Linked DNA regions of Homo sapiens: region 2 is linked to region 1. A link is a contact called in ENCODE Hi-C or POLR2A ChIA-PET data. All regions are on one chromosome and are shown on one strand. Each heading gives the region's core, a stretch centred on a gene start or an enhancer-like site at or near the end of the contact. The rest is flanking DNA. Distances are from core to core; before and after follow the strand shown. Region 1 overlaps ADAMTS7 (ADAM metallopeptidase with thrombospondin type 1 motif 7). Region 2 has its middle 18 kb from the start of TRK-CTT1-2.

Evidence for each region. Hi-C counts contacts between places; a loop is a spot of excess contacts on that map. ChIA-PET counts read pairs that join two places held with the same protein, here RNA polymerase II (POLR2A). Pooled maps may share reads with other maps.
Region 2: a loop to region 1 is called in a pooled map, with 3 times the contacts of the local background. The contact joins two enhancer-like sites. A Hi-C loop is called at or near these places in 3 of 168 maps with a recorded cell type or tissue (ascending aorta, chondrocyte and posterior cingulate gyrus) and 3 of 50 pooled maps. POLR2A ChIA-PET finds 5 or more read pairs at or near these places in 3 of 52 experiments (H1, activated B cell and activated CD4-positive, alpha-beta T cell).

What each region holds. Positions count from the first base shown.
Region 1 is chr15:78,760,341-78,763,040 of GRCh38, reverse strand. It overlaps ADAMTS7 (ADAM metallopeptidase with thrombospondin type 1 motif 7), which reads left to right. Exons shown (of 24, transcript NM_014272.5): 23 at 476-638. Among named protein-coding and RNA genes, the nearest start is that of ADAMTS7, 50 kb to the left of the region's middle. Within about 2 kb of position 1,345, at least 16 of the 41 ENCODE cell types and tissues checked have a DNase peak (open chromatin) inside an H3K27ac peak, as active enhancers do.
Region 2 is chr15:78,841,267-78,843,966 of GRCh38, reverse strand. No RefSeq gene overlaps it. Among named protein-coding and RNA genes, the nearest start is that of TRK-CTT1-2, 18 kb to the left of the region's middle. Within about 2 kb of position 1,351, at least 2 of the 41 ENCODE cell types and tissues checked have a DNase peak (open chromatin) inside an H3K27ac peak, as active enhancers do.

The DNA.
Region 1 (2,700 bases), core at 96-2,595:
TGTTTAGGGCTGATAACAACGAAGCCTGGCGGGCTGGGCCCCGGCTGTGAAACTGTCTCCTGCCCTCCTGCCCATGGGCTGCGGCAGGTCCTCTGCCCTGTCCCTCGGGCACAGCGGTGTCTCGCCCACATCTCTGCCCACTGCTGCATCAGGGCTCCATCCCGGCGCCCCTGCCCAGGCTTCTCAGGCATGTCCTGTGTGAGGGGCTCACTGCCCTGCCGCCCCGAGGGCTGTCCCACGGTTCTCACGCCCCTTCCCTCTGCAGGAGCCGATCCCACAAGTGAGAGTGGGGTTCCAGCACCAAGTGGGCTCTAGGAATGGGACCAGGTGCTCCAGGAGGCACTGAGGGGGCGGCTGGGAGCAAGGCCAGGCCAGTCAGGCACAGGGCGCAGGGACGGCTTCCCAGAGGAGGTGTCCCTGCCCCCACTGCTAGGGCTGGCCCTGGAGACACTCATTCCTCCCCCGCTCCCCTCAGTGCTCAGGCCCCTGTGGTGGTGGTGTCCAGCGGCGCCTGGTCAAGTGTGTCAACACCCAGACAGGGCTGCCCGAGGAAGACAGTGACCAGTGTGGCCACGAGGCCTGGCCTGAGAGCTCCCGGCCGTGTGGCACCGAGGATTGTGAGCCCGTCGAGCCTCCCCGTGAGTCCCCTGACCCCAGGCTCCCTGCTGAAGTGAGGTGGGGTGGGGAGGGTGATGGGGAAATGGGGTCGTCAAACCATTGTGCCCACGGCACTGGCTGGTTCCATCTGTAGTCTGGGCTCAGGAGCCACATGGCCACTGAAAATCCTGATGCCACAGGATGCCATGCTGGAGGCTGGGCTGTGCTGGGAGTCAGTCAAGGGGAGTCCCGGCCACACAACATCCCATAGGCAGCTGTCTGACCTTGGGGGAGTAGAGGGAGTGGCCCTGGCCCCTGATTTGCTGTGTGAACCTGGGTAAGCTCTTTCTCCTCTAGGTCTCAGTCTTCCCACAGTGAGACCAGGGATGTCCCTGAGGCTGTGTGAAAACTGGGCCTGGGTGAGTCCCTGTCCCCAGCCCTGGCCTGTCCATTCCCTGGCTAGAGGACTGCCTAGAGTGAGCAATGGAACCACAGGAAGGGCCTCCTTTCCAGGGTCCTGCTAATGAGGTAATGGGGTTTGAGGCAGGAAGGGCCTCCCTTCCAGGGTCCTGTTAATCCCAGTGGTGGGGGGTTTCCTGGCCAGCTGGGTCCTGGTGGAAGGGCCTGAGGTAGAGGTGGTTCTGGACACCCCTGCCGCCGCCTCCAGCATGTGTGCGTGCGCGCACACACACACACACGCCAACACACACACACACAGTCATACACTTCCTTCCTGCAGCCCCAGCTGCTCCCGGAAGTGCTGAGGGCAGGAAATGGGGTGGCCCTGGAGTGTCACCTAGGCTCCCCTCACCAGCTGTGTGGCCTTGGGCTCCATTTCCCTCTCAGGGCCTTCATGTGCTGAATAAAGGGGCTGCCAAGCCCCATCCTTGCATAAATGAGGTCTGGGCATGAAGCACGCAGCACTGCGTGGGGATCCAGGTGGTGCTCAGGGAAGGTGGCTTTTTCCCCTCCCCCACAGCCACTGTCATCCCCAATTGCAAGGTCAGGGAGAGGGCCTGGGGCTGACCCTGCCAGTCTAAGGAATCCAGAAGCCGTGGCGTGAAGAGCTGTGTCCCCTGTGCTATTGGCTGTCTGCTCCCTGCCCCTAGGACAGAGTCCTCAGCCAGGGCCCTCAAGCTGGCATTCAGGGCCCCCTGCAATCTCCCCGGTCTGCCTTCTCCCCTTGTCCAACGCTGCCTTCTCTACCTGTGCCAGCTCCTGGGCAGCCCTCATTCAGGCTCAGAGTGGCCCCTGCCATGCCTCGCTGCCCTGCCTCTGGCATGGGTGGTCTTCCTGCCTCAAACCTCAAGGCCCAGTGGCAGCGCCCCCACCCTGTCCTGCCTGCCCTCAGCACGCACCCAGCCAGCATCTCAGAGCACTCCTATGTGCTACCTGAGCTGGGTGCTGGCACCACGTCTCTCACCTTTATGGCTAGGGCTGGCCACAGGGAGCGGGGTGGTTATGATCCCAGTGGGGGAGGACCAGATGGGGCAGAGAACAGAAACTGAGGCCCCTGGGGGCCTAGAACCAAGGACGGATGGCCCAGGAGGCTCTGGGCTTGCAAGGTCTCCCAGGGGCGGGTGTGAGTGGGCTGCAGGGAGTGGGCTATGGGGGCTGGTTAGGTGGCTGAACTAGAAGCTGTCCTAAGTGAGGAGTTTTCTGCCATCAGTGAACAGTGGAGGGGGGCTGGGAAGGTGTCTTGGACTTGGAGACCTGGAATTCCCAGATGTTCTGCTGGTCTGTGGGACAGTTGGCGGGACATGTGGAAAGCTGGGAAACTCGTGTGTGTGTGCTCACTGCAGTGACACAGCATGGCCACATCCATTTGCTGTGGAGGTGGGGTTGACAGAGGAGGGAACCGAGGCCCAAGAGGTGAAGCAGCTTGTCTGAGGTCACCCCGGGCGACCAGGATGCAGGCCTGCAGATGTGCACTTTGGAGCTCTGCCTGGAGCTGGGGTGGAGGAGCCTGCCTGCTGCCTCGTGCCCTCTGCCGGGCCTGGGGGATGTCCCAGGCCCAGGGCTGGCTGCTGCCTTCCTGCTCCTCCTCCCCAGGGAGGTCTGCTGGAGTAAGCAGGGCCCGGGTGGCAGCTGGGGGCTGTCAGC
Region 2 (2,700 bases), core at 102-2,601, 81 kb before region 1:
GGGAGGCTGAGGCAGGAGAATCGCTGGAACCCAAGAGGCGGAGGTTGCAGTGAACTGAGATCGTGCCACTGCACTCCAGCCTGGGTGACAGAGTGCTAATCTGTCTCAAAAAAAAAAAAAAAGTGAATGTCACACTAGGGCCAGACCCTCCCCACGGAAGAGAATGGTAAGGGTCAAAGTCCCCATGAGTGTCAGCAACGTCCCCCGCCCCATATATCAATTCATTAAACAAACAATCATTAAATGTCATCTTTATCAATGTATACTGTGTATGTAGCATGGGGCTGGATGTAGGAGCCTAGAGTCAAAGAATCGAGACCTAGATAGAGCCTTAGAGATCACTGACTCTGACCTACTTATCTCACAGAGGGGAAGCAGAGGCCCAGAGAGGAAAGGGCTTTCCTTACATCACTCACATGAGGGGCAGACTTGGGACAAGCCCTGTCTCCTGATGCCCAGGCCACAGCCCTGCTCCCCTCCATTTACTCCACCTCCACCTGCCCCACGTCCAGTCTTCCTTACTGTTGGATTATGGCAGCTCTGTATAGAGAAGACATGAGCCTCCTTCAGAATCCAGCTCTGTTCTGAGAATTTAAGGAGAAAAGAAGCTCTGGTGAAAAGCCTATTAGTTTCCTCTGCATGGAAACTAATGCATATTTAACAGCAGAGTTAAGTTCTGAACCTACAGGAGCCAGGAGGAAAAATCTTAAATTTCCATCCATAGAGAATTCCAGTGCCTTCACTAATCCCTGGCTGACTCCCCCATACCTCAAAGGCAAGGACCAACTAGACCTAGAGCCACCAGGGAGTCGAGATAAGAAGAGCTAACTTTTGGCCAGGTGCAGTGGCTCACACCTACAATCCCAGCACTTTGGGAAGGCGAGGCAGGCGGATCAATTGAGGACAGGAGTTCAAGACCAGCCTGGCCAACATGGTGAAACTCTGTCTCTACAAAAAATACAAAAATTAGCTGAGTGTGATGAGATGCACCTGTAATCCTAACTACTCAAGAAGCTGAGGCAGGAGAATCACTTGAACTCAGGAGGCGGAGGTGGCAGTGAATAGAGATCACACCACTGCACTCCAGCCTGGACATCAGAGCAAGACTCAAAACAACAAAAAAAGTTTAAAAAAAAAAAAAAGAACTGCTACCTTTTACTGAGTGCTTACTACGTGCCAGGCAATTTGCAGTTGTTTCTCTTTACTTCTCAGAGCAACTCAACAAGGTAGATACTTGCATTTCTCACTTCACACATGGGGAAACCAAGACTCAGAGAGATGCAGGAATTTACAGACAGATGTCACACAGAGAGCACGGAACTGAGCTAGCTGGATTTCCCCAAGCTGCAAAACATCAGAAAGACTTGCCAGCACGTTGCTAAACTGAACCTCTCAAAATACATACCATGTGGATGTACATTTATTGAAATAAATGTTTACAGAGATCAAAGTTAAACAGCCCAAGAGAGATTTTAAAAATCGTGTCTTTTGTACAGACAGAGCACAACAGTCAAAGACGGGCAGAGCTGGAGGCCCAGAGGGAAGTGCCCAGCAAGGCAGACACTGGGAAGCTTTAGAGCCTCAGCCACCTTAGGCCTGGCGGCCCACCTCACTGCCAGCTGGACCACTGGTCCTGCTGGGTCCAAGTGACAGACTGGGCCTCAGATACCTCTGCCTTTTCACTCTTCTAGAACTCGTCTGGAAGCCTTTATAGCCAGAGAGAGAAACCATGACCCACCACTGGGGTTTGCCTGAGGCTGTCTCAGTGTTAGCAATGAAAGTTCCAGGTGCCAGGAATTCCCTCAGTCCCAAGCAAACCAGATGCTTGGTCACCCTGTCCGGGGTGGCCTGGCTTCCTCCTGGGACTCTGTCAGACTGAGAGGCAGGCTGTGACATCTCTTCCTTGTGTATCCTCGGACAGCAGCCTCCCTCCCTGGACCTCAATTTCCCCATCTCTAAAATAGGGGCATTTAGGCCGGGCGTAGTGGCTCATGCCTGTAATCCCAGCACTGTGGGAGGCTGAGTGGGCGGATTGCCTGAGGTCAGGAGTTCTAGATCAGCCTGGCCAACATGGTGAAACCCCGTCTCTACTAAAAATACAAAAATTAGCCAGGCGTGGTAGTGCACACCTGTAGTTCCAGCTACTGGGGAGGTTGAGGCGGGAGAATCATTGAACTGGGAGGCAGAGGTTGCAGTGAGCCGAGATCGCACCACTGCACTCCAGCCTGGGCAACAGAGCAAGACTCCATCTCAACAACAACAATGAAAAAAAGTTGGGGGGAGGCATTCGAAAGCACCTCTGAGGATGCTTCTAGCTTACACGTTCCACAGTTTCTGAACCAATGTTTTGTTGATTAATAGCATTTTTGGTCCCTTGCCTATATTCCCAACTCCCTGGGGCAGTGCTGAAAAACCACAGCAACCACTAGATCCCTGCAGGGGTGGCCTCCCCTACTCCCCGCACAGAGTCTTACTTTTTCCATTCTCAAAGGGTGTCATTTAGGAGATGATTATTCATGCCAGCCACAGCAGAAGGTCATTTAAAATGGAGCCCTTTTCCACTCCCCATGGAATTAAAAATGGGTTTACAGATCCCTGCTTACTTGACATTTTAATCAAGGAGTTAAGAGCAGAGAAACTTAAAGGGGAAAGGTCAAGAGCCAGAGCCACACACATTTCCATTTCAGCAAGGAATATTCC